Linked DNA regions of Homo sapiens: region 2 is linked to region 1. A link is a loop called in an ENCODE intact Hi-C map of the cell type or tissue named here. Cell type or tissue: PC-9. All regions are shown on one strand. Links, peaks and the distances in the headings refer to the core of each region. The heading gives the core; the rest is flanking DNA.

Evidence for each region. Hi-C counts contacts between places; a loop is a spot of excess contacts. Peaks named below come from ENCODE experiments on the same cell type or tissue, not always from the same donor. Only the 100,000 strongest peaks of a DNase experiment are listed, where the experiment ranks them.
Region 2: a loop joins it to region 1, with 12 times the contacts of the local background. A loop is called at or near these places in 6 of 110 quality-filtered maps.

What each region holds. Positions count from the first base shown.
Region 1 is chr11:85,837,320-85,853,609 of GRCh38, forward strand. It overlaps a transcript of SYTL2 not described here. Among named protein-coding and RNA genes, the nearest start is that of CCDC83, 9.9 kb to the right of the region's middle. In PC-9, for the core only: no CTCF peak of the experiment used is centred there; DNase peaks (open chromatin) are centred at 7,312 and 7,902; H3K4me3 peaks cover 368 bases; H3K27ac peaks cover 2,939 bases.
Region 2 is chr11:85,735,294-85,751,583 of GRCh38, forward strand. SYTL2 (synaptotagmin like 2) reads right to left here. Exons shown (of 20, transcript NM_206927.4): 3 at 12,979-13,130; 4 at 10,344-10,479; 5 at 2,282-2,363; 6 at 1,208-1,322. Among named protein-coding and RNA genes, the nearest start is that of CCDC89, 57 kb to the left of the region's middle. In PC-9, for the core only: no CTCF peak of the experiment used is centred there; DNase peaks (open chromatin) are centred at 5,938 and 7,828; H3K4me3 peaks cover 510 bases; H3K27ac peaks cover 4,075 bases.

The DNA.
Region 1 (16,290 bases), core at 4,992-9,991:
AAGAGGAAGACCTAGCAGCGATCTCTCTCTTTCTCCACGTGAACAGAAGAAAGGCAATGTGAGGACACAGTAAGGAGGCAGCCATCTGTAAGTCAGGAAGAAAGCCCTCCCCAAGTCAGGAAGAAAACCCAACCCTGATGGCACCTTAATCTGGACCACTTTCTACTGTTTATATCCAGTCTGTGGTATTTTGTTATGGCTGCCCTATCAGAAGAATATACTTCCCCCTATTTTTCCGAATACATCCTTTTTAAGTCAAAATGATGAGGCTGGGAAGCCATATGATGGAGCTACTCTCCTGATGATTGCTGACAACAGAATTAAGCCCTAGTGACAGCAGAACCAGGGTCTCTGGCTACTGCTATGACTCCAAATCTGATTTCTACCCTGGAGGAACACACATTATAATGACTAGTCCTCCCTCAGAATGGAGCCTCTTGATTATTTATAAGAGCATATGAAGAATAGGTGAATAATGATGGAGCACTTTACTTTCTGCAATCCCACAATGATATTAACCCTTCTGTAACTGGTCTTTTCCAAACCACGCTTTCTCAATCTCAGTACTGTTGAAATTCAGGCCAATTGTTGGGGGCATCCTGTACACTGCAGGATGGTTAGCAGCATCCCTGGCCTCTACCCACTAATTATACTCACAAATGTTATAGAACGTTTAAAAGCAAGTTTTTATTTATTTATGCCGGTAGCACCCCTTCCCCAGTCATGACAATTTAAAATGTCTTCAGGCATAGCCAGATGTCTCCGGGGGAACAAAATCACTCTGTTTAAGAACCACTGTTAAGCCTTTAGTGGTTCTGGGTTACTGTTATTAAAACCTGTCAACCTCTGACAAACCTGTGTCAAAAATAAGTGATAATGAAAAGTAATACTGTATTTCCCCCTCAAATATAAGCATTGGGACAAGAATTTGTGAAGAGAAAAAAATTCTTGTGATACCAGCAGGAAATATATTATTTCTTGGGAGATAGTATGTATCCATATTTTGCGTTACACAAAGGTATTTTCTCTGGAGATATAGATATGGATGTAGATATAGACATAGGTGTATGTATTAGGACGTTCTTGCTTTGCTATAAAGAAATGCCTGAGACTGGGTAATTTATAAAGAAAAGAGGTTGAATTGGCTTACAATGCTGCAGGCCTTACAGGAATCATGGTGCCAGCATCTGCTTGGCCTCTAGGGAAGCCTCAGGAAGCTTCCAAACCCAGCAGAAGGCAAATGGGAAGCAGGTATCTCACACGGTGAAAGCAGGAACAAGTGCGAGAGAGTGCCAGGGGAGGTGCCATGCACTTTTAAATAACCAGATCTCAAGAGAACTCACTATGGCAAAGACAGCACCAAGCCATGAGGGATTCACCCCCGTGACCCAAACACCTCCCACCAGGGCTCATCTCCAGCACTGGGGATTACAATTAAACATGAGATTTGGATGGGGATAAATATCCAAATTATATCAGCAAAGATATCTCCACATATATAATAGTCATATGAGTTTTCACATATCTATACACTCATGAAACCAACAGCACAATCAAGATGTAAAACATTTAAAAGCAAGTTTTTATTTGTTTATTTACTTATTTTTAGAGACAGGATCTCACTATGTTGCCAAGGCTGGCCTCAAATTCCTGGGCTCAAAGGATCCTCCTCATCCTCTAGAATACTAAGACTATAGATGCCCACCACTGTGTTGGGCCTTTTTAAATTTAAAAATTTAAGGGAAGCACAAAGTTTATTAGTTTCAGAGAAAGTCATATGATGTACATGGGGGATATTCATGAGTTATCCCATGAACATACAAAAATAAATGCCACTTTACCTCCTTTTTAAACTTAAACAGCTATAGGAACTTGCATTCTTGATTTTTTTCAAATGTACAATTAAGTTATTATTGACTGTAGTCACTCTGTTTTGCTATCAAATAGCAAGTCTTATTCACTCTTTCTAACTATGATGGAACACTTTACTGTCTGCTATCCCACAGTGATATTCACCCTTTCGTAACAGATCTTTTCCAAACCAGGCTTTCTCAATTTCACCATCCCCACCTCCCAGCAGCACATCTGAAGCCCATCTGAAGGATAGTTACCAGAGGATGGGAAGGGTATGGGGGATTGAGGGGAGGTGGGGATGGTTGAACTCTCATGAGTTCAATTGTTTTCATTTCTAGACCCCACAAATAAGTGAGAACATGGAATGTTTGTCTTTCTGTTCCTGGCTTATTTCACTTAACATAATGATATTCAGTTTCATCCATGTTGCTGCAAATGACTGAATCTCATTCGTGATTAAATAGTACTCCATTGTGTATATATGTTACATTCTCTTTATCCATTCATCTGCTGGTGGACACTTAGGTTGCTTCCAAATCTTAGCTATTGTAAACAGTGCTGCAGTAAACATAAGAGTGTACATATCTCGTCAATATACTGATTTCCTTTCTTTTGAGTATATACCCAGCAGTGGAATTGCTAGATCATATGGTAGCTCTATTTTTAGCTTTTTGAGGAACCTCCAAACTGTTCTCCATAGTGGTTGTACTAATTTACATTCCCACCAACAGTGTACAAGGATTCCCATTTCTCCACATCCTCGCCACTATTTGTTGTTGCCTGTCTTTTGGATATAAACCATTTTAACAGGGTGAGATGATGATATCTCATTATAGTTTTGATTTGCATTTCTCTGATGATCAATGATGTTGAGCACCTTTTTATATGCCTGTTTGCCATTTGTATGTCTTCTTTCAAGAAATGTCTATTCAAATCTTTTGCCCATTTCTTATCAGATTATTAGATTTTTTTTCCTATAGAGTCACCTGAGGTCCTTACATATTCTGGTTATTAATCCCTTGTCAGATGGGTAGTTTGCAAATATCTTCGCCCATATTGTAGATTATCTCTTCACTTTATTGATTGTATTCTTTGTTGCGCAAAAGCTTTTTAACTTGATGTGATCCCATTTGTCTGTCTTTGCTTTGCTTGCCTGTGCTTGTGGGGTATTACTCAAGAAAGCATTGCCCAGTCCAATGTTCTGGAGATTTTCCCCAATGTTTTCTTGTAGTAGTTTCATAGTTTGAGGGCTTGCACTCAACTGGGTATTGTCAAAAAATATCAGAGATCTGCTATCCAACTTCAAACTATACTACAGGGCTACCAAAACAGCATGGTACTGGTACAAAAACAGACAAACAGACCAATGGAACAGAATAGAGAGCTCAGAAATAAGGCCACACACCTACAAATACCTGTTCTGTAACAAAGGTGACAATAACCAACAATGGGGAAAAACTCCCTATTCAATAAGTGGTGCTGGGAAAACTGGCTAGCCATATGCAGATTGAAACTGGACCCCTTCCTAACATCAAAATTAACTCAAGATGGATTAAAAACTTAAATGTAAAACCCAAAACTATAAAAACCATGGAAGGCAACCCAGGCAATACCATTCTGGACATAGGCACAGGCAATGATTTCAAGATGAAGACACCAAAAGCAATTGCAATAAAACAAAAATTGAGCTTCTGCACAGCAAAAGAAACCATCAACAGAGTAAACAGACCAGCTAAGGAATGGGAGAAAATATTTTCAAACTATGCATCTGACAAAGGTTTAATATCCAGCATCTATAAGGAACTAACAAATTTACAAGCAAAAAACAACTCCATTAGAAAGTGGGCAAATGATATGAACAGACACTTCTCAAAAGAAGACAGACATGTGGCCAATAAACATGAAAAAAAGCTCAACATCACTGATCAGCAAATCAAAACCACAATGAGACATCATCTCACATCAGTCAGAATGGCTGTTACTAAAAAGTCAAAAAATAGATGCTAGTGAGGTTACAGAGAAAAAGGAATGATTATACAAGGTTGGTGGGAGTATACACTAGTTCAACCATTGTAGAAGACAGTGTGGCAATTCCTCAAAGACCTAAAAACAGAAATACCATTCAACCCAGCAAACCCATTACTGGGTATATACTCAAAGGAATATAATCGTCCTACTACAAAGACACATGCACGCATATGTTCGTTGCAGCACTATTCACAATGGCAAAGACATGGAATCAACCTAAATTACCATCAATGGTAGACTGGATAAAGAAAACGTGGCACACATACACCATGGAATACTATGCAGCCATAAGGAAGAATAAGATCTTGTCCTTTGCAGGGAAATGGATGGAGCTGGAGGCCATTATCCTTAGCAAACTAATGGAGGAACAGAAAACCAAATACCACATGTTCTCATTTATAAGTGGGAGCTAAATGATGAGAACACATGGACACATAAAGGGGAACAAGACACACTGGAGCCTATCAGAGTATGGAGGGTGGGAAGAGGGAGAGGATGAGGAAAAATAACTAACGGGTACTAGGCTTGGTACCTGGGTGACAGAATAATCTGTACAACAAATCCCCATGACACAAGTTTACCTATATAACAAACCTGCACATGTACCCCTGAACTTAAAATAAAAGTTAAATTTTAAAAAATCAAGTGATTTATGTGAATTCAGATGTCACAATAACATAGAGGTTTTATTACACAGGTGTAACTTATTTGTCAGGTACTACTTTCTGGCATTCTCACAGTATGGCATGCCTGGTTTACTTTCTGGAAAGAATAATCATTTATTCATTTATCCAAACATTCGCTAAATATCTCTGACCACCTTTTACATGTCAGGCCCTGTGCTAGGCAATGGTGGTATAATGGTGAAGCAGAGAGACATGGTCTACACCCTTACAGAGTTAAGAGATTAGCTTGAAAGACTGACACTGAATGAGTTCATTTCAAGGGTAAGGAGAGCTACAAAGGGGAGGTCAAGTGCATTCTGAAAGCTGTGGTCACTCCAGTGGCTGCCCATATCCCCTCAGCATTCACCAGGCAAACCCTTAGCTTCTTCCTGTAAGCACCTCAATACTCAGTCCTGAGTGAGGACTTCTCTGACCTGCAGTGGGTAGGGGCATGGTTAGCCCCTGTAGGCTATTGGGGCCGGGGAATCGATGCCCTCAGGACCATCCTCAACTGATGATAAATGAGAGTTAACCACCCAGCTTCCTCACCCTTTGGGTAAGACAATTCTGAGCGTATTTTCTCCTGTCTCCCAGGGTTCTCAGTGAAACCAAGCCCCAGTTACCCATCTCCCAATAACTTGTTTGTTAGCGTATCCTGATTGGCTTTTCTTCCTCCCTCATCTCCCCATTTTCCTACCATAGCTTTCTAAGACTCCCTCCCTAATAAACTACTTGCACTAAAACCCCCATATAAGGGTGTTTTTGGGGGAACCCAACTGGAGCATATAACAAGGGGACCTGACCTAGACCTGGGTGGGCCTGGATCTTGGAGGGCCTTATCAGCCATGTCAGAAACTCTTTCCTAAGAGATCTGTGGAAAGTCATTTATGGTCTTAAACAAGGGAATGGGTCTGTGGAAGAATGCGAAGACAGGAATGAATTCAGGATAGCTGGGTAGGAAGCCATCTCATCAGTCAACTCAGGAAAGATTGGGACCTGTACTAGGGAGGAGGCAGTGAAGAGAGAGCCTACCATAGTGCCTAGCTCATAGTAGCTGCTCAACAAATATCATCCAAAATACTTTTGGATGAAAATTAATGACTCGGTTAAATCTACTGTAGAATGTGTTCAGTTCCAGCTGTGGCCAATGGAATCTGTCAATAGACTGCTGAAACTTGAAGCTTGTTTAGATCTGGAGGTGAGGAAAATTAAAGAGTCTAAAATGGGCCAGGCATGGTGGCTCATGCCTATAATCCCAGCACTTTGGGAGGCCGAGGCGGGCAGATCACTCGAGGTCTGGAGTTCAAGACCAGCCTGGCCAACATGGTGAAACCCTGTCTGTAATAAAAACACAAATTGGGTGTGCTGACACACTCTTGAAATCCCAGTTACTTGGGAGGCTGAGGCAGAAGAATTACTCGAACCTGGGAGGCAGAGGTTGCAGTGAGCCAAGATCATGCCACTGCACTCCAGCCTGGGTGACAGAGCAAGATTCTGTCTCAAAAATAAAAATAAAATAAAAAATAACAGTCTAGAATGACTCCTAATCTTCAGGTTTGAAAAGCTAAGTGGAGGCTGGTGTCATTTACTAAATACGGAACATAGCCTTGAGGAGGAGGGGCAAATTGGAGGGGGTGGAAGATAATGAGTTTGGGGCATGGTGCGACTGTGAGCCATCTAACTGATGCTGAGTGTGTGTGTGCAGGCTTGGAGCTGGGTCCAAGATGCATATTTGGGTCCCATCAAATTTAGACACTAACTAGGTGGAGAAAGCCCTCTCTGGTTACATGGGAAATGTGACACAGAAAAGTTTCACATTCTCCTACTTTCCAGCATTCTCACATAACAGTTAAAAGGCTACAAGGAAGAATTAACATTTATTGAGAACCTACTATGTGCCAGGAATTGTACCCAGTAATCTTCAGAACAGCCCTGAGAAGTATGCAATATTATGTCCATTTTATAGATAAGGAAATTGAGACACAGAAAGGTAGAGTAACTCATCCAAGGTCACACAACTAGTAAGCAGCTTCAGAACCCTGAACTGACCCCAAGTTCATGTTCTTAAACAAAATAAGCATCAACAAAGTGTGGTTACAGAAAGTATATCTCTCAGTCTCACCAGATGCCTCAGTGGGTAGTTCCCAAAGTCAGGGGCATTCGATAGAAGAAGGATTTTTCAATTTCAGGGTCAAAGAATATTCTTCTCTGCAATACCCCTTTCAACTGTTGATGGCTTCACTTGGACAGCCTCCTCTCCAAGCAGTCCCCCTGTTGGTGACTCTATCGTGTAAGCCCTAGCTGAAGCCTCTCAATTTCTGTCTCAGTAAATTTGCCTTTTGTAGACATTTCATTTACATAGAATAAGAAAGTGGTCTTCTGGCAGTGGGTGTTCTTAGCTAGTGTGCTGTATAAAGGGTAAAATAGTATGTCCTCAAAACCATATGAAGCGTGTAGGGAGTAATTCACAACCTTATTATTCCCTTATTTAAAAATGGAGCACAGTACCTTGGGTTTGCTAATATTGGTACATATTCCTGAAAATGTCATTTTATTTTCCTTTCCATAAACACAGTTCTTAAAATATGGAAGTTAGAATGTATACTGCCTCATTCTCCAGATGTGAGGTAGTGTTACTCCACATATTCTCTGGTGGTGTGGTAATAGTAGTTTCATAGACTACTTCCTGGTGTGGAGGTGGGCATCTCACCTGAGTCATAGAAGACTTCAGAGATTAGGCAAGCTGATAACTTGAGCCAAAGAGATGAGGTCATTCTTTTTGCCAGTCACTGCAATCTTGCAAAGGGCAGAGCCTGAGACAAGCTCCTTGGACCAGAAACTGGAACCAAGTGAGTGACCCTTAGGCAAAAGAAAGATTGAAACTGTGGTCAGTGGAACTCATTCTGGAACCTGACCCTGTCCTGCCTGTTCCCAGCCTCCTCTACACTTGCCAGAGTGAACTTCTGTCATCATCACAGAGCCTGTAATCTTCTGTATGGCTCAGAGGACCCGCCATGATTTGTCCCTACTTGCTTCTCCAGCCTCCTGTCTCACTTCTCTCCTATCCCTGGGAGCCTATTATCCAACCATGGTAATCTCTTCTGCTCCATTAGAAACTCATCATTTTCGTTTTTACCTCTAGGGCTTTGTGTTTGCAATGCCCTCTGTCCCAGGCCCTCCCACTCAATGTTCCAGTCTTCCTGCACATTGTCAAGTTCCTGCTCATTGTCAAGTTTTAATTTAGATCTCAATTCCTCTGGAAAATTTTCCCTGACTCTCAAGACTGGATTAGGTTTTCCACAGCACCTTGCTTTTACCCCTTTTCTGGAAAGTATCCAACTGTTTTATAATTGCAGAATAACTTGATTGCTCATCACTTCCCCTAAAATGAGAACTCCTTCAGGCAGAGATAGAATCTGTCCAACATCTGACCTCATGAGTTACAACAAGCTACAACTGCCCAATGAAGTTGCTCCCAAATTCCTGATCCACAGAAACTGGGAGATAATAAATGATTATTATTGTCTTGAATTGCTAAATTTTGGAGTAATTTGTTGTGCAATAATAGACAACTAATACACTAACAAAACTAATTAGTTTAAAACAACAACCTGGGCTGGGTGCAGTGGCTCATGCCTGTAATCCCAACACTTTGGGAGACTGAGGCGGGAGGATCACTTGAGCCTAGGAGTTCAAGGTGAGCCTGGGCAACACAGAGAGACCTGGTCTCTACAAAAAAAAATTAAAAATAAATAAAATAGGCCAGGCGTGGTGGCTCACACCTGTAATCCCAGCACTTTGGGAGGCCGAGGTGGGCGGATCACGAGGTCAGGAGATCGAGACCATCCTGGCTAGCACAGTGAAACCTGGTCTCTACTAATACACACACACACACAAAAATTAGCCGGGCATGGTGGCAGGCACCTGTAGTCCCAGCTACTTGGGAGGCTGAGGCAGGAGAATGGCGTGAACCTGGGAGGTGGAGCTTGCAGTGAGCCAAGATCGTGCCACTGCACTCAGCCTGGGCAACAGAGCAAGACTCTGTCTCAAAAAAAAATAATAATAAAATAAATAAATAACATAAAACCACCACCACTTTATTACAGCTCACAGATCCTGTAGGTTAGTAATTGGTGATCTCTCGCTCCTGTGGCTTCAACTGAGATTAACTCAGCTATACTTAGAGGATGGATGGGCCAGCTGGGACAGTCCAAGATGACTTTGTTCACATGTCTGGCACTTTGTGGGTTATAAGGTGGGGTCAGCTAGAATGGTGGACCACAGTACCTATACTCAGCCTCTCCAGCATGGTTGTCTCATAGGAGATAGACTTCTTACATGGCAGCTGGCTTCCTCTAGAGCAAGTATCCCAAAAGAACCATGGGGAAGCTGCATGACTTTTTATAACCTAGCCTCAGAAGTAACACAGAGTCATTTCCATACTCTCTTGCTTACAGTAGTCATAAGACCACCAGATTCAAGGAGAGGGAACAGAGATGCCACCTCTTGAAGAGAGGAGTGTTAAAGAATATGAAACCTTTATTTATTTTGTTGTTGTTTCATTTCGTTTTGTTTTTTTGAGACAGAGTTTTGCTCTTGTTACCCAGGCTGGAGTACAATGGTGCAAATTCAGCTCACTGTACCCTCTGCTTCCAGGTCCAAGCGATTCTCCTGCCTCAACTTCCCAAGTAGCTGGGATTACAGGTGTGCACCACCACACCCAGCTAATTTTGAATTTTTAGTAGAGATGCAGTTTCACCATGTTGGTCAGGCTGGTCTCAAACTCCTGACCTTAGGTGATCCACGCACCTCAGCCTCCCAAAGTGCTGGGATTACAGAGGTGAGTCACCACGCCCAGGTTGAAACTATTTTTTTTTTTTTTTTTGAGATGGAGTCTCGCTGTCGCCCAGGCTGGAGTGTGCAGTGGCACAGTCTCGCCTCACTGCAACCTCCGCCTCTCGGGTTCAAGCGATTCTCCTACCTCAGCCTCCCAAGTAGCTGGGATTTACAGGCATGCACCACCACACCCAGCTAATTTTGTATTTTCAGTAGAGATGGGGTGTCACTATGTTGGTCAGGCTGGTCTCAAACTCCTGACCTCAGGTGATCCACCTGCCTCGGCCTCCCGAAGCGCTGAGATTACAGGCATGAGCCACCGTGCCCAGCCTGAAACCATTTTAAAAAAATTAACTTTGTTAAAGTACAATTTATATACAATAAAATGTACCCATTTTAAATATATAGTTCAATGGGTTTTAACAAATCTATACACCCTTGTAACCACCACCACAATCAAGATACAGAGCATTTCCTTTATTCCGGCAAGTACTCTCCTGCCCCCTTGCAGTCAATCCCACACCCCAGCCCCTGAGCTCAGGGCCATCACTGATCTGCTTCCAGGCTTTTCTAGAATTTCATATGATACAGCATATAGTTTTCACACTTGGCTTCTTCACTTAGCTCAATTCTTTTGAGACCCATCCAGGTTGTTGCATGTATCAATAGTTATTCCCCCCACCCTTTTTTTTTTCATTCCTAAGTGCTGGCAACATTCCTTTTTTTATTAAGTAGTATTACAAGCAGCTATGAACATTCATTTTCATTTGTCTTGAATAAATATCTAAGAGTGGGTTTGCTGGGTCATACAGTATATGTGTTTAACCTTATAAGAGACTGCTAAACTGTTTTCCAAAATGGTTGCACAATTTTGTTTTTCCATCAGGAATATATGAAAGTTCCAGTTACTCCACATCCTTGCCAACACATGGTATTGTCAGTCTTTTAGGGTTAGCCATTCCAGTAGGTGTGTAGTAGTATCTCACTGTGGTTTCAATTTGCATTTGCCTGATAACTAATGATATTGAGCATCTTTTCATGTGCCAATTGGCCATGAATATATCTATTTTTTGGAGCATCTATTCAAATCTTTTGGCATTTGTAATTAGTTGGTTTTTTTCCTATTGAGCTTGAGGAATTATTTATAAATTCTAGATCCCAGTCTTCTGGCAGGTATATGTATTGCAAACGTTTTCTTCCAGACTGTGGCTTGCCTTTTCATCTTCTTAAAACTAAAGAACAGCCTGGGCATGGTGGCTCACACCTATGATCCCAGCACTTTGGGAGGCTAAGGCGGGAGAATCGCCTCAGGTTGGGTGTTTGAGACCAGCCTAGGCAACAAGACAAGACCCCCATCTCTACAAAAAATAAAATAAAAAACTAAAAAATCAGTTGAGCATGGTGGCACGTGCCTGTGGTCCCAGCTACTTGGTAGGCTGAGGCAGGAGGATCACTTAAGCTTGAGAGTTTGAGGCTACAACGAGCCATTTCCATACTGCTGCATTCCAGCCTGGTGACAGAGCAAGACCCTGACTCAAAAAACAAACAAACCAAAAAAAGAAAAAAGAAAAAAAAAAAACCAAACCCTCAAGAGCAGATATTTTAAATTTAAATTTGATGAAGTTCAAGTTCTTTTTTTCTTTTTTGAATCATGTTTTTTGTGTCCTATATAACACTTGGCTGATGCAAAGTCAAAAAGATTTTTTGTCTTATTCTAGAAATTTTATAGTTTTCACCTTTATGATTCATTTTGAGTTAATTTTTTGTATGGTTTTTGGTCTGAGTGAAGCTTCATTTTTTTTTTCCAAATAGATATCCAATAGTTACAGTCACATTTGTTCAAAAGATTATGCTTTGCTTATCGAGTTACTTTTACAATTTTGTCTGAAGCAATTGATCCTATATGTACAAGTATGTTTCTTGATTTTTTGTTATATTCTATTGGTCTATATGTTTGTCCTTTTGTGTTCATATTTTAAAACTATAGCAAGCAGGCAGCAATTCATTGTTGCTAAATACTCTTGTGATGTCACATGCTAAAGCCCTCAGGCACAATTCAAATCATATAGTCCAGGTTCCTGGGATAAGAAACCCTGGCTCCAGCTTACTGTCCTGGGCTCCTCTTATATCTGAGAAAACAAAGAGATCATAAGAGTAATTTCAAACATTAATTAGGCAGACGAAGTAAGAAGGAAAAAAAAGACATGTGGTATCTTTTTGCCAGAATTCTGGTTATTTAAGTTAAACTTGGTTTGGAGAGACAAAGAAAAAAAAGTGAACTGCAGGTATGTGCCTCTGGCTTAAAGTGAAAAAATATGACCCTTATAAACAGTGAGACACCATCCCATTTTATAATACAATATTGCAACGTGACAATGGACGTTGGGTTAAAACAATCTCCTTCTTAAAGGTAGCATATACTTTCTTCCTCTTAAGAGAATATTTTCTTGTAAATTTGTTTGAGTTCATTGTAGATTCTGGATATTAGCCCTTTGTCAGATGAGTAGGTTGTGAAAATTTTCTCCCATTTTGGAGGCTGCCTGTTCACTCTGATGGTAGTTTCTTTTGCTGTGCAGAAGCTCTTTAGTTTAATTAGATCCCATTTGTCAATTTTGTCTTTTGTTGCCGTTGCTTTTGGTGTTTTGGACATGAAGTCCTTGCCCATGCCTGTGTCCTGAATGGTAATGCCTAGGTTTTCTTCTAGGGTTTTTATGGTTTTAGGTCTAACGTTTAAGTCTTTAATCCATCTTGAATTGATTTTTGTATAAGGTGTAAGGAAGGGATCAAGTTTCAGCTTTCTACATACGGCTAGCCAGTTTTCCCAGCACCATTAAATAGGGAATCCTTTCCCCATTGCTTGTTTTTCTCAGGTTTGTCAAAGATCAGATAGTTGTAGATATGCGGCGTTATTTCTGAGGGCTCTGTTCTGTTCCATTGATCTATATCTCTGTTTTGGTACCAGTACCATGCTGTTTTGGTTACTGTAGCCTTGTAGTATAGTTTGAAGTCAGGTAGGGTGATGCCTCCAGCTTTGTTCTTTTGGCTTAGGATTGACTTGGCGATGCGGGCTCTTTTTTGGTTCCATATGAACTTTAAAGTAGTTTTTTCCAATTCTGTGAAGAAAGTCATTGGTAGCTTGATGGGGATGGCATTGAATCTGTAAATTACCTTGGGCAGTATGGCCATTTTCACGATATTGATTCTTCCTACCCATGAGCATGGAATGTTCTCCCATTTGTTTGTATCCTCTTTTATTTCGTTGAGCAGTGGTTTGTAGTTCTCCTTGAAGAGGTCCTTCACATCCCTTGTAAGTTGGATTCCTAGGTATTTTATTCTCTTTGAAGCAATTGTGAATGGGAGTTCACTCACGATTTGGCTCTCTGTTTGTCTGTTGTTGGTGTATAAGAATGCTTGTGATTTTTGTACATTGATTTTGTATCCTGAGACTTTGCTGAAGTTGCTTATCAGCTTAAGGAGATTTTGGGCTGAGACAATGGGGTTTTCTAGATATACAATCATGTCGTCTGCAAACAGGGACAATTTGACTTCCTCTTTTCCTAATTGAATACCCTTTATTTCCTTCTCCTGCCTAATTGCCCTGGCCAGAACTTCCAACAAATTTACAAGAAAAAAACAAACAACCCCATCAAAAAGCGGGCAAAGGACATCAACACACACTTCTCAAAAGAAGACATTTATGCAGCCAAAAAACACATGAAAAAATGCTCATCATCACTGGCCATCAGAGAAATGCAAATCAAAACCACTATGAGATACCATCTCACACCAGTTAGAATGGCCATCATTAAAAAGTCAGGAAACAACAGGTGCTGGAGAGGATGTGGAGAAATAGGAACACTTTTACACTGTTGGTGGGACTGTAAACTAGTTCAACCATTGTGGAAGTCAGTGTGGCGATTCCTCAGGGATCTAGAACTAGAAATACCATTTGACCCAGCCATTCCATTACTGGGTATATACCCAAATGACTATAAATCATGCTGCTATAAAGACACATGCACACGTATGTTTATTGCGGCATTATTCACAATAGCAAAGACTTGGAACCAACCCAAATGTCCGACAATGATAGACTGGATTAAGAAAATGTGGCACATATACACCATGGAATACTATGCAGCCATAAAAAATGATGAGTTCATGTCCTTTGTAGGGACATGGATGAAATTGGAAATCATCATTCTCAGTAAACTATCGCAAGAACAAAAAACCAAACACCGCATATTCTCACTCACAGGTGGGAACTGAACAATGAGATCACATGGACACAGGAAGGGGAATATCACACTCTGGGGACTGTGGTGGGGTGGGGGGAGGGGGGAGGGATAGCATCGGGAGACATACCTAATGCTAGATGACGAGTTAGTGGGTGCAGCGCACCAGCATGGCACATGTATACATATGTATCTAACCTGCACCATGTGCACATGTACCCTAAAACTGAAAGTATAATAAAAAAAAAAGAGAATATTTTAGTTCATGATTATTTATTTTTGCAAAACATCTATTTAATTGTTTCAAGTTTGTGAGGAACAAAGTTATTGGACAGGAAGTTGTAGCAAAAATTTTCTATTTCTCAAAAGTAACTGCTGTAGGTAAAATGTCTGATTTACCAAAAGTTTGAACTGGTTCGCAAAGGCAGTAAGTTCATTCCTAGTTCGGGTCTTTACAAATTATTGTGAGATTTAATAATAATAAGACCCTGCAGTTGTTTCTGTTTAGCAATTGCTCATCTCAAACAGGTTCTTTGTGGTTTTTCCAAAAACAGACAGCATATTTGGCTTCTTCTACTATAGATACTTTCCTACGTCTATTTCTACATCATTCAACATGGCAAGGCTAACAGAAAATCAAGGTCAAATGAGGAAACTCAGCAAATGGTTTTTATCTGGCTTCACACTGACCACCAACTGGTAAACACTATAAGAAAAACTGTGCAGGATATAAATGATAGGTAAAAGTACATTTTTTCACTATGGGCCCAGGCTCTCATAATAGAAGCAGGCCTAAGATTTAAAACAAATGATGTGGGAATCAATTCAAAGTGCTGAAGAATCACAAATTGCTTTTCTATTTAACTAAAAAATCTCCATGCTTTAAAAATTTTCCGCTGGTAGCTTTTTCTCCTGAATTTGCACTCTTAATAATTTTATCCTATAATCCCATCTGATGATGTTATTTTAGGGAAAACCAGGTTAACAGAAGAACATTTATCAGATGTGTAGATCATAGCAAATTCCTGGCACTTAATAAACACAATACTGATAGACTAAAGGGAGGTTAAAATGAGGTGGAACACGTAAGTTATCTCTAACAATGATTAATTTTTGTATATTTTACTGATGAGAAAAACTCCTTTAACCAAAAGCTGCTTAATATTTTTATTAACTGCTTCAGTTCCCTTCAAGTTCTTAATACGTTATTAATATAACACAGCATGAATAAAAAATATGATAATCCATTTTTTAAAAAACAAATTCAAGAATGCCAAACAGGTGACTTACGAAGGGAGCAGGGAAGCCTAAAGGGGCCTCATTTCTGTCTTCCTGGGACAAAAGGATAAGTAATTGACTGAAATGTAACTACCAGGACATAGACGCTCCTAGGATGTAAAAGAAAGTTGTCTGCCTCCCCCTCCCCCTCTCCCTCTCCCCACGGTCTCCCTCTCCCTCTCTATCCACAGTCTCCCTCTGATACCCAGCGGAAGCTGGACTGTACTGCTGCCATCTCGGCTCACTGCAACCTCCCTGCCTGATTCTCCCGCCTCAGCCTGCCGAGTGCCTGCGGTTGCAGGCGCGCACCGCCACACCTGACTGGTTTTCGTATTTTTTTTGGTGGAGACGGGGTTTCACGTGTTGGCTGGGCTGATCTCCAGCTCCTAACCGCGAGTGATCTGCCAGCCTCGGCCTCCCGAGGTGCCGGGATTGCAGACGGAGTCTCGTTCACTCAGTGCTCAATGTTGCCCAGGCTGGAGTGCAGTGGCATGATCACGGCTAGCTATAACCTCCACCTCCCAGCCGCCTCCCTTGGCCTCCCAAAGTGCCAAGATTGCAGCCTCTGCCCGGCCGCCACCCCGTCTGGGAAGTGAGGAGTGTTTCTGCCTGGCCGCCCATCGTCTGGGATGTGAGGAGCCCCTCTGCCCGCCTGCCCAGTCTGGGAAGTCAGGAGCACCTCTGCCCGGCCGCGACCCCGTCTGGGAGGTGAGGAGCGTCTCTACCCGGCCGCCCCGTCTGAGAAGTGAGGAGCCCCTCCGCCCAGCAGCCGCCCCGTCTGAGAAGTGAGGAGCCCCTGCGCCCGGCAGCCACCCTGTCTGGGAAGTGAGGAGCGCCTCCGCCCGGCCGCCTCCCCGTCCGGGAGGTCGGGGGCGCCTCTGCCCGGCCGCCCCTTCTGGGAAGCGAGGAGCCCCTCTGCCCGGCCGCCACCCCGTCTGGGAGGCGTACCCAACAGCTCATTGAGAACAGGCCATGATGACAATGGCGGTTTTGTGGAATAGAAAAGGGGGAAATGTGGGGAAAAGATAGAGAAATCAGATTGTTGCCGTGTCTTGAGTAGAAAAAAGTAGACATAGGAGACTCCATTTTGTTCTGTACTAGGAAAGATTCTTCTGCCTTGGGATGCTGTTGATCTATGACCTTGCCCCCAACCCGGTGCTCTCTGAAACATGTGCTGTGTCCACTCAGGGTTAAATGGATTAAGGGCGGTGCAAGATGGGCTTTGTTAAACAGATGCTTGAAGGCAGCATGCTCCTTAAGAGTCATCACCACTCCCTAATCTCAAGTACCCAGGGACACAAACACTGCGGAAGGCCACAGGGTCCTCTGCCTAGGAAAACCAGAGACCTTTGTTCACTTGTTTATCTGCTGACCTTCCCTCCACTATTGTCCTA
Region 2 (16,290 bases), core at 5,633-10,632, 100 kb before region 1:
TTTTACACCCAATACAGAAAGTTTTTTTAAGAATGAAAAGAAAATTTCTCAAAAGAGGCTTAAAGAAAAACATAGAAGTCACTTAAATTCACCTGCAGAAATCAGAAAAGGAAATTCAGTTTAAAAAAATAAAACCCCATTACCTAACACAAAATTTATTTTTGTCAGAAAGTTAAAAACAGGCCAAGCGCAGTGGCTCACACCTGTAATCCCAGCACTTTGGGAAGCCGAGGTGGGTGGATCACTTGAGTCCAGGAGTTTGAGACCAGCCTGGCCAAAAGGGTGAAACCTCATTTCTACTAAAAATACAAAAATTAGGCGGGTGTGGTAGAGCACGCCTGTAGTCCCAGCTACTCAGAAGGCTGAGGCACTAGAAGCCCCGGAACCCGGGAGGCGAAGGGTGCAGTGAGCCGAGATTGCACCACTGCACTCCAGCCTGGGCAATAGAGTGGGACTCCATGGCCAAAAAAAAAAAAGAAAAGTTAAAAACAAACATCTAACATGTTCCAGTGATTTTCTTCTACAAAATATTTTATGTAATCTAAAACGTGCCCAGTGGAAAGTATTTTAATATTCAGACAGGCTAATTGAAAACCCCAGCTCCACTGTTTTTTAATTTTCTACCCCTAACCACTCTTTAATGCTTGTGGAATCTTCTTCAAGTTGCTTTTGAAGAGATTGAAATGTTTAGCATTTCCTCTTAACAGTATATAAAAATGATAAAATTCCATAGCAGGCTGACTTACATCAATTGAGCCACAAACCTGATCAAACGCTTTTGGGCGGCTGGGCTGAGAATTACAGATTAGAGGATCATAACATTGTCAACAGGCTTTTTCTTCTTGAGGCAAGCCCTTTTAAACAGAACTTTGTGAACACACAGTAGGCATCTAATAAATACTGTTAAGTGGAAGACTGAATGTCTTGGGTCAAAAAATCTCCCAATTTACTGATGAGGGAATCCAAGACACAATGGAAGTCACGTAACAAGTCACAGCTCTGAGACTGGAATGCGTGAGCTATCAGTTTCTCAAATTTCTGCTTCCTCTCCCTCAGGAAGGAAACCAACAAGCACCGTAAAATAAGAAAACCATCAGGACTTTTCACTTTCTCTTGGAAGTTATTTGAGCAAAAGGAACTCTGAGAATTTCCCTTAGTCCACAGATAACAAAGATAAAAAAATCAAGTTCATAAAAATAATATTTACCCTCTTTTGAAGTCTGAAATAAACCAGTTCTTCCATTTTTTGACTGTTCATTTTTAGTTTGTTGTGATGAGTGACCTTCTGGCAACTTGGAGCTATTAAACGGATTCTTCCTCTGCTGGGGACAAATATTGTTTATTAAACTTATTTTAAATGTCATGACAGCAACTCAGTGTTGGCAAATGCCTATTATCTTCAATTTTGATAGTTTTATCCCATAAACTCCATTATTTGGCATGTTTGAAAAACAGTTGTCCTGATTAATCTGCTTAGCACAGAGTTACCATATATGCCATTTAAAAATTATATAAAATATATGCAAAGCCAGAGTCCTACAAAGTTAGCTCAGAATCAGACACTTAAATCAAAATCCCACATTTTACAGGTGAAAAAACTTGGCCCCGGATATAGCAAAGACCAGATCAAGGTCAAAGGAAACTTGGGTCTCTAATCAGGTCAGAGTCCCACCAGTGATTCTTCTACCATACCAGACTCTCAGTGTGCTAGATCACAAGTGTACAAAATACAACTGTAATTGACCTTTCCTAAAGATTTTGGAGACATTTTAGGTATCTTGAAGTGCTTCATAGTCATTATTATTATCATCAATTCTAATGATAAAAATGGTATCAATAGAGGTTTTAAAAATTAATATAGGAATCAATAACAATGTTTACTGTCTATAGTTTAATAAATTAGCAATTCTCTCCCAGAAGCAGATCTCTAACAGAGATTTAGGAAGCTATGCATAGGAATATAGGAATAAGGACTGACATGGAACTAACAAGCCTTATTCCATATGCTAAAAAGCAGCAGCACCAAATAGCTTCAGACTTTTTACCCTCTAGGGCAAGAAATCTGGGTCTTCAGCAATGCAATGACATGGTATCCATCCACTTTTTCCACCATGAGAGTGACTTCTTAAACTAGTGACTTCTTAAAATAGTGAAAATTACCTGTATTTGGTACCAAAAAACTGTACTACAAAATTCTCTTTATTTTGTGGTGCTTTGACACAATGAGGAAAAATGGCATTCCTAACAAATACAAGATTTTCAAAATCTGGGCTCAGTCTACCTTCTCTGGAGACACATTTGGTTTCCTTGTGTTTTCCTGGGACATATCAATCACACTGGAAGCTGGATTTACCACACTGGAACTGCAAAAGAAACAATAATTCAGAGAATAAAACCTCACCTTTTGAGGAATCATAAATTATGCCTCTGAAGTGGAAAGCTATCAGCAGGCTAGGAGAGGAAGCTGGTGCAGAAGAATAAGAAGGATTCTCTAGAGAATTATTCCCTATCCCAGGGACAGGACAGCACCAGAGTGAGAGTAAGGCAAGAGTGAGTGGAGACAAGTGAAGTGAGCAGGCTCCCTCCAGAACCACCACACCCTTGACTGTTGATTGAGAAGGGCAAAAGAGGGTCACGGAGGCCCTGGGTGGGGAGAGGAACAACCTGCTCAGACTTCCTGTTCCAGTGGTCTTGCCTCAGGCACAGGAGGTGAAGTTGCTATTGGCTGAAGCCTTCGTGTCCTGTTACCACCACCAGTTCTCTCAGTGGCATCACAGAGTCAGGAGCTTGGAAAACACCTTAGTTTGTGGAGGTAGGGGTAAGATTCCTGCTTTTCCCCATGAAGTAAGGAACCAAAGGCCTGGAGAGGAGGGGAATAATTTGCCCCCAAGGCCACAGAACCTCAACCAAGATTGTTGTCACTAAAACCATGGGCTAGATGTTCCTGCAGCCTCATTTCTTTTCTTTATCTCTGTACTTCAATTGCTATTTTTACACAATTACTCCCAAGAAAAGGCTGAGCTCTTGAAGAAGCCATTCTTCCTTTCATTACTTCCTTTCATTGTTCCAGAAAGGCATTATAGCAGATGAGCAGAAGGATATAAAATACAGCCTGATTACATAGAGGCGAGAAAGGGGGAAAATAGAGGATGGGAGGGAAAGGGGAGGGAACAGAATAGGAATGTATAATGGAGCCCGAATTAAGACTAATAGACACATTACAGGAGTCCTCCATTCCTGTAATAGGTGTGCACAAACTTGAATCAAGCTATCTAGAAACAGTGAAAAAAGAAACCTAGTCACTGATATAATTCAGTCTCTATATAATAAAAACAACCAATAGCTCAGAACCAGAAAGCAATTTCTCTTGAATGTCATTTTTAGAAGCCAGTGGGTGATATGAGGAACAACATCCCTATAGTCGATGCTATGCTCAGTTTCTCAGAGTGTTCTGCATAATCTTCCTTAGTAAATAAAGCAGTTACATAATCAGAAGACCTGAGCCAAGTGCTGATGGTTGGGGGTCTCTGTGGAACACCTGTCTTTTTCCACCATCTTTCTCCTTTCCCCTTCCCACTCACCAAGCCCAAAGGATAAGCAGAGTGTCTATATCCTTCTCCCTCTGCTCCCTGAAATTCCAGTTCCTGTGCCTCCAGGCCGCCAGCCTCAACAGCCCATATTGCAAATCATGTAGTCCCTACCTCCTAGAGATGAGGTCTCTCCCTTACTGAGCTGTACCTAGCTATGTATTTCATGTCTACTATGCAACCTCCTCTGTGTATACATATCTTACCTCGCATAGTAAAGTGGGAGATCCCTCAAGAGTATCTCAAACATCTTTATATCCCCTGCAGTGCCTTGCACAGTGCCTGGTACATAACTGGTGAATGGCTAAATAAACGAAGGCCAATTGAGCCAGTGCCAGGAGAAGCAGCAACAGATAGTAAGCAGGAGGCTGGCTTTTTTTTTTTTTTTTTTTTAATCCATGTTATTTGCAAAACTGCAGTGAGGCAGACTATTCAGGTATTAAACAAAATGTCTGTTTCCGCTATTCGGAAAGAAAAAGAGAGGAAGAAACAAAACAGTCAGAACACATAGTCAGACACTAAAATATTAGAAACACACAGGATTCATTCAGTTACCTTGTGGTTGGGATAGGGGCAAACTGGGATGAGGGGGGATACTCAGTTAAAGTTTACAGTCTGCTTAATAGGAAAAAATTAAAACAAGAGTCTTATTTCCTCAAATTTTGTCTGAAAATGCAGCTACTTCCTAGTAGCTTTGTTTCTCTCAAGGGATACTATAATGTTTTGCTTGTCTGTCTTTTATTGGGCAATCAGTACTGCAACCACCTTATTCTCAATTGATCCTTGCATCATCTCTATGTTATCTATCATTTTATCTATCATTCTCTCCATCTCACTTATGAAAAAACTGAGGTTCACAGAGGTTAAGTCACCTGCTTGATGTTACAAAATTGGCAAAAGAGCTGGGGATTTGAACCCAGGTGTGTCTGACTCCAAAGACAATCATGGTAATGGCTAGGCTATACTGCCTCTGGTTTCTTGCATTAAAGCAGTGGCTTGTGGCAAGAGGACTGGAGGCAAGTCTGGGTGATTCTTCCCTCCCAGAGACTCCCACATCTGTCTCTTCTACCTCTACTGACACCTCCTTTATTTGTGTCAACTCTATTGGCCTCACATTTGGCTTCCTGACTCCCAAGTTCCACTCTCCTAAACCATTCTACGTTCTACCACTACGCTGGAGTGGTCCAAAATGCAACTTTGGTGGTGTCTTTCTTCTGTTCATTACCTTTGCAGGATCCTCAAGGCCTGTGGAATGAAGTCTGAACTCCTTGGCAAGGTACTGGAGACCATCCACCATCTGCCCCAATATACTTCCCATTCTTCCTTTCTATTGACCTTTCATGCCAAACAAAATGGTCAATCTACTTACTGCCCCAGAAACTCACCTGACTCTGCTATTTCCACTTAACCTATTCCCAGTCCCTCCTTGTAAGTGTTCTTTTTGCTTTCTTTGTCTACCCAAATCGTCCCTATCCTCTTCATGCCCAGTCCAAATCTCACCTCTTATATCAACCTGGCTAGGAGTATGTCTCTCTTGCCTCAATTATTGCAGCACATTTTATTGGTACTTTGGATTAGGAATTTCCTTTCTTCCTGGCACTATTTGCTATCATGTGGTCATATCTTCATAAATCGGTGCATTATTTTTCCTAAGAGAATACAGAATAGAGCCAGATACTGTGTCTTCTGTTTCTTAGAATTCCTCTCAGAGGGTAGCAGACTGTGTCCTGAATATAAAAGATACTCCATACATTCCACATGATAAGATTTTTAAACTATGAAGCAAGCCAAATTCCATACCCTGTGTTCTGTAACCTTCCCTCAGGCACTCTTCAAAAAAGGAACTGCAACATTAGAAGCAGCACTCAGACAGAATTAGTTTACTTTGTTAAGAAGATTATTAAAATATTAGACTATGGTATTGGCATCAGGGTGCCCCTCCTAAAAGCATCTTCATTTTAATACAAGTCTTTGAAATCTTAAATAAAAAGAATAAATAACATCAGGAAGGGCCACTGGGGGAAGAGGTTTTACAGCCGTTTTAAAATTATACCACACAGGCAGCTGCCTGCTATACCCAGCCACAAGGTGCTTCTATGCACATGCAGTCATTTAAAAAAGGTTTTTAACGTTCACCAGCCTTTCTCTCTACAACAGTTAAAAATAGTAGCAGATATGCCTTTTTCTGAGGTTTTTTTTTTTTTCTTAGCTTAAATGTTGTTTATAGAACCAAATTCTACAAGTGTTGTTGACTTGTTTTTTGTTGTTTTGATCTCTCCCTTTGTACTGTGACTTCCTTGGGGGCTCAAGCTGTGTCTCATCCCCAGCACCCAGAACTGTGCTGGCATGTGTTGGCACTTAATGAAGCATGAACAAATGAGCAAACAAATGAAGAAACGGCTCAGGGATGGAGTGAGGGAAGCAAATTAGAAAATATCTTATCTGAAGCACCTCAAGTCAGTATTTCTTTAAGTAAAATATTACTTGTGAGTATACATAGTTCTCCAGTGTTCCCACTGTTCAGGCTACAGAGTTGTTGAACATGCATATAAAAGTATGAGGCATTTTTATGTCACAGTGAAACTATTCTTACTACAACTGATATGAGTAAATCTGAGCTCTTATAGAATTAAGAATTATTATTTTAAGAGTTCAATATAAATGACTTTGTAGGCCAGGCCTCCAAGAAATGAAATCTTCACATTACTAGATTTGCTATCAATCCTGGGAAAAAATATCAGATGCATTATCTCAGATTGGCTCATCTCTACCCTGCCTTTGGGAGCAAGCTAGGTACCTTACACTCATCTTAATACTAGGGGTAAACGCAATAGCTAATCCTTCTGGGAGAGGGAAATTAATATCTACGAAAGACTTTCAGGAAAAAGAGCATTGTGGGGGAAAACTAAGAGCTAAAGATGTGGCTTTAATTGATTGGTTCCTATTCAACAGACGGTAAGAAGGAGACTGGTGTCAGAAGCATCCCTAAGGCACAGGCAATGAAGCACAAAGACTTACCAAATAGTGTTTTAATTCTACCAAAAACAAAGTTAGGTGTAAATGCACAGTTTTTCTTGCAAGGAAATTTATCATTTTCTTGCGATTTTACAGGTAAGTGCCCAGAAGAAAACCTGCCAATGCCATGGACTGAAATACAACAGTGAAGGGTTGATCTTGTTCTCCCTGAACTCATTTGGGAGACATTCTCTAGAGATGTTTGATTACTAGCCATTACAAACCTCTGCAGCAGCCAAGCCTCCTTACAAGCCAAGGACAGGGCATGGCCACGCAGAGGTTTATTGGCTACCTCCTGCAGTCTAGTTCTCCATCTTGAATGCTCTTCTCTCATAGCTATGCAAATCTGAGAGGGCCCTCAAATTCTCCTCTATTTTTCTATAATTGCCAGGGCTTATGGGGACACTTCTGAAGTGACAGCTTCTTAGTAAAACCAGAACAGACCTAATTTGATAGTCAGGAAACATTATACCTCATTTACGGACAGGGTCCTGACCTTCATGGGATGAGTCTTCATTCTGTACTCCCCACCTTGGCTCAGCCATGTCCTGTGGATTACTGTGTACATATTCAAGAGTTATTTTCTGTTGTGGGGGGCACACAATGTGCTATCAGCATATGGTTCATGGACCAGTGCCCATCCATGCACTGTTTGCCACTGGTTCACAATGAGATAAGTACAGAAACGGAGGCTATGTGCTGAAGAACTATTTATAGCAAACATGATCGACGGGCTTATCTTTTGCATGCCACTGTTGTTTTCTGTATTTTATTTTTCTAGTATTTATTTTCATTATATTTTACATAAGATATCAATCTGTGATGATTAGAAATAAAAACTTTAAAATGAAACAAAACTAGTCCTTCACTACAAAGGGTTTATGAAGTGCTGGTCCAACCAACACTGCCCACCTGAAAAGTCTGTAACCAGAACTAGAAATGTGAGCATTCAGGGTTTTCCTTTTGCTACTCCAGAACAAGCCTTATTTTCTTCTCCTCTGCTCATAAACCTCTCTGCTTCCTTGTACTCCAGGTGCAAACAAAGGTGAGTTAAGAAAGAATGCAGTCAGCTGCCAATGCTTGACTACATGCTGGGTACCCACAGTGTTTTACTTCTTCATGTGTGGAACCCCACAGAATCGTGCCCACAACAGAAAGAAAGATGTTGCCACAGAGCCTATTAGCAAAACTCCAGAAACTACAATAACCAGCCTATCACCTTACACTCCCCAACTTCTGACTCCTGGCTAAGGAAATACTGACAGGTATTGAGTCATTCTATTAAAGTTCACTTAGTCTAAAAGTACAGGCCCCAAAATACACTTAACACACCCAGTTCACAAAGGTTAAAGTATAGGTAAGAAACATTGCAGGAACTTGATACTGAGTAAGGTAGTAGTTTCTAATATAGAAAGAAGGAAGTAAAAAATAGCTCATTCTAACTTTCTGGATAATTACCACCCATGGCATGTGTTATAGGACTGGCCTTTAATGAGCAAAGCATCCTGGATACGCCTAACATCTTTATTCTTGCCTTCTCAAACATACTTCATCCATGTAATAATAACAATTTTCATGCCACCGGAAAATGGCCAATTTTCTTTCTTCCTGAGAAATGCTGACTGATTCTCATACCTTGTTTCATTTAATCTCACAATGTCCTGGTGAGGAAATTCTGTTCTGATTTACAGATGAGACCTGAAAGACTTGCCTGAAGTCACACAAGGAATGCAGAAAATAACGGAGATGCTAATCTTGAATACTATGTTATTAGCCTCAAGTTGAGGAAGAGTGGGAGAATACCCACCAGCCCCACGGTTCATGAAGAAAAAGTTAGGCTATGAGGACAGTGGCACCTCTGACCCTCAGGCCCACTGAGATAGAATAAGTTCCTGGAAGAAGGATGGAAAGTCTGACCCAGATAAAATGGGGCAATGAGCTATTTGTCTCTGATGCTCCCAAATCATCTCCTTTCCCCTTCTGTGGCACCTGCTCCCTCCTCCCTCAGCTGGTCAGTGTTCTAGTGCTCCCCAGTCCCCATCAAAGCCAGCTCTTAAGAGCTTCTCTCAGCTTCTTGGTGGTAAATATAAATAACTATGTTCTCTCTCTTTGTGTTTCTTTAACATGACAATATTTTAGGTCTCATCTTTCTTTATGAAGGAAGGCCTTCATTCCATTAGAGAGATTATAGGCAGGTGGCAAGTGGGGAGTCACCCAGGGGGACAGAATAGTGTGTCCTTCACACTCCTTCCTGGTGTTCCTGAAATATCTTATATGTAGGCAAGAGCTCATGCTTCCATTTCTTGAGCACTTACTACGTGCTAATGGGCTGCACTGGGAATTCTATATTCACTGGCTAATTAACTTCTCAGTAATTCTGCTAGCAAACTATTAATATTATTGTTCCCATTTTAAAACTGAGGAAATAAAAGTCCAAGGAGTTAAGTCAGTACTACTGTAAGGTCACATTATCAATTAGTGACTACTATTAAGGTGTTTTATCCCCAGCAAAGATGGCCTCTACAGATATAAAAGAATATTACAAATAGTCCCAGAGGGGAAACAGTGCAGCCTGCCATTCATGGGAAACAGAATGATCCCCTTTCCAAATGGGAAATAGATAAATAAAGGGTACCCTTAGAGTACCCATAGAGTCAGTATTCCATTATCCACATGATATAACTTTACTCATATTTGACTTTAAAATACCTATTGGTACTTATATCATATACCCTCCCTGACACCTATAAACTATGCTAGAAATATCCCTGTTTCCAGGTGCCTCAGCCTTAGACCCTGATTCAGTGACATCCCACCAGTAAATTCATCAACTTCATCCCAATTGAAGACTCTGAATTGAACTAACTTAATTGAGGAGCTACAGGTAAAAGGCAACTGCCCCTCTCACTAAAGGGTAACAACTATGCCCTCAAGGAACAGACACCCATGAGAAGATCCTTAAATACCTAAAAACAAATCATTATGGCTCAAAAGGTTTATAGCAATGTAGGCCCACAATTGGCTGCATCTCAGCAAAGATGTACAAATGTACATTTTGATTGGTCAGATAACAACATGTAGGAAAAACACCAAAAAACCCCAAGACTATAATATTGAAGATAATCTATATCCTTAAGAGGCATTTACTGAGTATCTATCATGCCAGGTATTCTACATACCTTATCACTAATTCTTGCCATAGCTTTTCAGGTATATATTATTGTTCCTAGCTATAGTTAAGAATATAGACTCAGAAAGGTTAAATGTCTTGCCCATAGTCAAATGGCTAATAAATCGCAGATTCGGCAATTGAATTCACATCTATCTGGTTCTTGTGCTTGAGCTTCTTCCATTGCACTAGGCTGTTACAATCTGATCATAGTTTATCTTTTCCCTGAAATGACTTATTCCTTGATATTCAAATTGAAGTACCTCTTCATTCTACTCTAAGGAGAAATCCATGGGAGAAATAAAAACGGCTCTTGCTGGTACTGGAAGAAATCACCACTTAACATTTTTATTTTATTTAAGATATAGATTTGTTGGAAATTCTGGAAGCTGAGAAAGAGTACCACTTGGGCTTTATCTGCATCGGGGCCCAGAATTCTCTCATACACTGCCCCTTCCCCATGCCCATGACCCCAGTCTGGCATCTGTACTCATAGCCTGCCATTCTGCCCATGTGACACCCCAGGCCATGAAAGCCACATGCAGCAGCTCTCCCCAGAAGCTTTGCCTTACCTCGGGCTTGCTGGTGCTGCATCTTCTTCTGGCTCTTCTACAACGCCAGCCAGCTCTGGAGGAAGGAAAGCATCTTTGTTGACATTATTCACCCAGCTTTCCTTTGCCCCATTTTCTCTGTCTTTACTCTGCTCAGCTGAAACAGGAAACAGTAAAGACAGGAAGGTTATCTCTCACCTCCATGACCTACAACTCTCTTATCAGCTCTTATCACTGAAGCCTTGAACCTGAACCTCAGGCCTTCCCAGTGCCAAGGCAATCACTGGGTCTAAGTAGTTGATCAGAATTACATCTAAGAGAGAAGTCAGTAAATTCCCACGACATTAGATTTCCCCAAGCAGAGTCTCTTGAGAGAATGAGCATACCTTTAAATGTGAGAGTAACTCCAGAGACCATTAAAGCAAAATTCTGACTGCCTCTAGGTTAATCTGAACTGAGTTGGGGTCAGGTCTAAATGTGCATGGCCAGGGGATGCTCAGGGCAGGAAGTCCTCAGTGGGATAGAAGCACCATCATTACCAAGCATTTACTGAATAGCTACAATGTGTTCAAATATCTTGTATGTGCTCTAAGATACAAAGGGGAACAAATGATTATGGTCTAGGAATGTCTTCCTCTGCTGCCTTCTCCTCCTCCCCACAGTCTCTACAAATCCAAAACTACATATTCTTCAATCCCAGCTCAGGTGTCAGAGCCCCCATAAAACCTCTGTGCTCCTGCTTCAGAAAATAACCTCTTTTGCCTCTGAACATCCAGCACTCACTCTTTACCTGAACATCTCTGATAATTAGCAGCAACTGAATGATAACTAACTACCAGGCACTGTGCTGAGTTCTTTGCATGCATTATTCTATGAGAGCTATTTTCCAAGTACACAGATTTGAAAACTGAGGATCAAAAAGTTCAAGAAACTTGCCTAAGGCCACAGAGCCAGTAAGTGCCCAGAATACTTTCATCAATATTAGGATGAAGCAGTGCTGGAGCTTCCAGTTTCCAAATACCCATATTCCAGGAGAGTATCCCCCCACAGGTCCTGTTACATGTAAGCCTAGTTTCTTCAACTGCAAAATGGGGTCACCTGGTACTAACCAGTACCCTCAAGATTTCTGAAGGTCTGGGTGATTTTGAAAAGCAAGAGGGCTACAAACAATGCACTGTACGTACTAAGCAGTCAGTCCTTTTCTGCAAGGAGTATGGCACTAATTCAGAAATATTTTGAAATCCTGGCTCTGCCATTTGCCAATTACATAATCTCGGGCAAGTTACTTAACTTCTCTGAGCTTCATATGCCCCATGTATAGAATGGGGGAAATAATGCCTACCTCACAGGATTACTGCAACAATTAGAAATAATAGAAATTAAATGCCTATCCTATATCACATGCTCAAAAGATGATGGCTATTTTCCTTATTGAGTACAGGGTAGACCTTGACAAGGCTTTACATGGACTAAGCCAGAGTTAATTAGAGAGAAGGCAACCAGTAAGTATTTAATGAACTTGATAGAATTTTAAACAAGCCCTCAAAAGATTGCCTTTGCCAGGCATGGTGGCTTATGTCTATAATCGCAGCACTTTGGGAGGGTGAGGCAGGAAGATTGCTTGAGGCCAGTAGTTCGAGACCAGCCTGGCCAAAATAGTAAGACTCTATGTCTATTAAAAAAAAAAAAGACATAAAAATAATGCCATGATATAAGGAATACGCACTATCATAGTAACCTCCCTGGCCACAGAAACCATGCTACAAGCCCATCTGGGGTGGGATGCTGGCTGCCTTTGCCACTTTTAAATGGGCATTGTCATGATAGTATAAATCCCATCAATTCAGTAGATGGGTGGATAAGTAAAGATTTCCCCCCAAACCTTTAGGCAGAAGTGGGTTTTTGGTTGGTTGGCATTTTTATTTCCCCCCTCTTTTGACTTTCACTTTTAAATGTTACTATTGTAGGCCACAGGCATGACAGGCAATAAGCAGGTGAAGAACCAATGGAAAAGTGTTTTAAAACTCCTGTGTTAGCTAACAGGCTCTTGAATATATCACTGTGGTCCACAGAGAGGGCTGGAGTAGGTAGCAAGGAGATGCTGTGTCAGCTACTACAGCCTCAAAACAAAGTTGATGTCTGTCTGGACTTTAAACTTGTTCCTATACAGCTTAATTTATTTTTGTTTAATCAAATAAACAAGAAGGTTTTTCCATTAAAAAAATGTCTTTACGGTCTCTTAAATAATGTACTTGGTTAATTAAGAAAGTACTACCATATGTTAAGATCACTGAAAAGAGAGGCTGATATCTTTTTGTCTAAGCCCTTCATTTTACTCAGAAGATTCTGAATCTTCAGAGTTAAAAGCCAAAGAAGAGGTGGTAGATCCTTTACAGGCCCCAACTATCTATGCTACTATAATTCAACAGGGCACCTAAAGGGCTTCCTATGTTCCTCTACACCACACTGAGTCACTTAGCTCTGCCCTCATCCATCCAAATCCAAGGCAAGGGAAATTTAAACTAGAGGGCCACACATTATGAAAAGTGTACATCCAAATGATTTCCATCAGCAGATTTCTGACACCATTCCCTTCTCCCCGCTCCTCCTTCCCAAACGAATGCTTGTTGTAAATGCACTAGCCAAGTCAACTCACCTGCTATCTGGGGCCTCTTCTTTCTCATAGATGCTCTGATGATATCTGCGCCATGGATTTTGTCCCTGTGCCTTTTTGCCTTGGCTTCATAAAACCATTGGCCACTCATATTCTTCAGCTGCTGGTCATCCTTAATTTTTTCAGGCAAATGTCTACAAAAGGAAAAGATCTTTAGTTTGCTGAGAACCCACAGTAAATAAATGAGTTCATTATGACACCGCATAAAGACATGTGTAAACACACAGATAAAATGAAGCTTTAATATTTCAGATGATCCCAGAAACTTCCCAGATGACTAACAAGTGTATGTTCACCTTTGAAAAGTCAGAGAAGACAAGGCCAACATTTTTTCAAATAAAGGTTTAATCCACGATTCCCGTATGATGCCTGAAATTTCTCAAGAGCAGATTCACTTTTTGGCTGCATTCTTCAGTGTCTGCTGTTCAAATGCAAATACCCCAGGGAGGGATAATACGGTAGGCTTCCCTAAGCCTTGGTTTCCTTATCCGTAAAAAAGCATTAGTAATAGTAACCTTTGGACTTTAAAATTGGGGTTTCTTTGAGGTTTAACCGAGTGAATTCATTCAATAGCTCTCTGCACCTCCCTGGCACCTAATAAACACTGGATGGGGTAGTCATTAGCTCATCAGTCCTTTCCATTTTGGGTGATATGAGTTTATTAGAGACTTTCCTGGAAGCCTGTGGAGGAGGAGTGATGTCTCTGATGCTTATTGTTAGGGAAAGGCATCTTTAAAAGGCTGCTGGAATCAGGGAAGACCAAAATTGAGGAGGAGTGTGTACAGGCAAGTTCCATTTGTGCAGATCCTGCATTTAAGAGTTTCACAATTATTCATGCTTACTGAAAAGCTAAAACCTAAAGAACAAACAAGATAGTCTGCCCTCCTAAAACTTCCCTAAAAACTTTGTTCTAACTGACAAGTCTTAACCTCTCCATCTCTCTATCCATCTCAGTAAAATAAAAAAATCACAAAATCTCTCTTGTTTATAGAGATGTACTTAGAATAAAGTGGAATAAAAGCTGTAAGGGAACACTATACTCTTGGAAGATAATGTGCTAACATAAATCCAAGAGGGTTTTAAGATAGTCATACAAACTAATATGCACTCTTCCTCAATTAGCAAATCAAAGTGCTTCAGGCAGAGAATGTGAATGGGCCAAGGTGGTAGCAGCGCTGCATGTAAGGGTTGCACACAGGCATACCTGGGAGTGGGAAAAAGAGGGGGAGCAGTTATCCCAGGTCTAGCAAGAATGTCTCCTCTCTCCCAAGCGTGCCTGGAGAGTGTCCTTCCACCCAGAGTAAACTCTTACAGGAACTTCCTCTCTTTGTCATGACAGCCCCATCTATAAACCCTAACAGGGAGAGCATCATTGCTTCATAGTTCTCAGTCAGCAACGATATCATGGTTTTTATTAAATGTTCCTAATGGTTTGACACTGCTTTCAACACTGTTTTCAGCAGAGCAAACAACTGCTGGACTGTTGGTGAACCTTTGCCTTCTCCTCCCAAAAGGACCAAGTTTGAGTTCAATTCCAGAATGGAGAAGTTCTTCTACTTCTCCCTGGTGAGTTCCTGGGGGCAGGGTCTGTACTCAATACATCTTTGTTTAGTGTCTGGAAAATACGGGGTATTTATTCAGATCTTGCAGAGTGGAGGAATATCAGATGAGGCTCCTGACCACCTAAAAAGGCTTCAGGTTACCTTTTCAGATTCATTTTTCCAGCACTCACGCCCATACCCCACTTGCCAGCAGGCTCAGCTTCTTACAATTCTCCAGTGCTCTTCTGTGACCTCTGTAGATGACAGAGGCAGGAAGTTGTGGCAGAAAGACTCTGGGTTTTCAAGGCTCCCCAAATTACATCCAAATCTCAGTTCTGACCCTTCCTAGATGGGATCTTGGACAGTTTACCAAACTCCTCTAAGCTTTAGTCTCCTTGTTTTTAAGGATCAGGGAAAATAAGACCTACCCTCCAGGACTTCTGAGATGATTGAGATGTTTAACTGAAAGTACTTAGTACTGCCTAGATCTTGGTACAAGGCCAGTTAATGTGAAGTCTCATGGGATGTCTTTCCCTCACTTCTCTGTCCAGCCCGTTGCTCCTCATCCTTCAAATCCAGCTCAAACACTGCCTCACTGGGAAGCTTTCCCTAACTCAGGAGGGCACAGTTATTACAGTTTCTCCTTTTCCATTGCTCCCACAGCACCTCCACTTCAGTCCTTACTATATCATATTCCAGTGATCTGTTTGCACATCTGTTGTACTCACTAACCTGTGGTCTTTGCAAACTCCTTGAAAGTGAGGACTATGTCTTAACCACCTTTGTAATGCCAGCACCTAGCACGGAGCCTGGAACAGAGCTGATACCCAATAACTGTCTGTTGAGTGAATAAATCAAAGAACAAATAAACGCTCAGCAGCCATCCTGAGTCAGGCAAGAGATCAAGAAGATCCTGTCACTGCTGTGATTAAGTGAACCTCAGACCCCATCACAATGAATGGTGTCTCCTCCTGATGCAGCAGGACATGCTCATCTCTCATCAGAACAGGAAAAAACATCATGAAATGTGGTGTCGGTCAGCATTCTTGTTGAAGGAGGCCACAAACCCTTATAGCAGAACAACACCCAATTTCTTTTCATAAGATTGTTTATTTTTGTTTTTCAACTAAAATGCACTTTGTGGGGATTCTTGTGCAACCCTTGATCTGTTCCTGCCTAAATGACTGTCTGTAAGCCCACGATCAATGCACAATGAGCACAGGTTTTGCATCGACTCCCTGAAACACATGGTCCCTACAAAGGCTGATAGCCATTATAGTAAGGAAAGGGTTTCTGGCTCACTTGTTTTAAAGTGGCAAAAGAACAGGAAATTCTTTCAAATGTAGTTAAGTGCCACTTACATATTTCCTTACATGACTATCACTACTAGGTTTAATAATCAACTTCTTTTTCTATCTTAGTCACTTGTACTATTTCGTAGATAAATCCATATGTATAACATCAAAGTTTTGTAAAGATGTAGATCATTTTTAGAATCCCACTATCTAGTGCTGCTGTTAAAATCTTCTCGTTTTCCAGCCCACGTTCATCTCTCATTTTTTTCTGAACTCTAATTACATCAACAAAATGAGCATTTGATTCTCTAATTATCGTACCATCTAGATGAAGAGAGAAAGGGGTAAGTTTCTTGGGACTGACATTTATCCTTTACCATCCTCTCCACACACACACGTTATGTTTAGCAGAGAGTTAAGTAGAGAGAAGACGCTCAGTAAACACCGGTGGGCTGGTG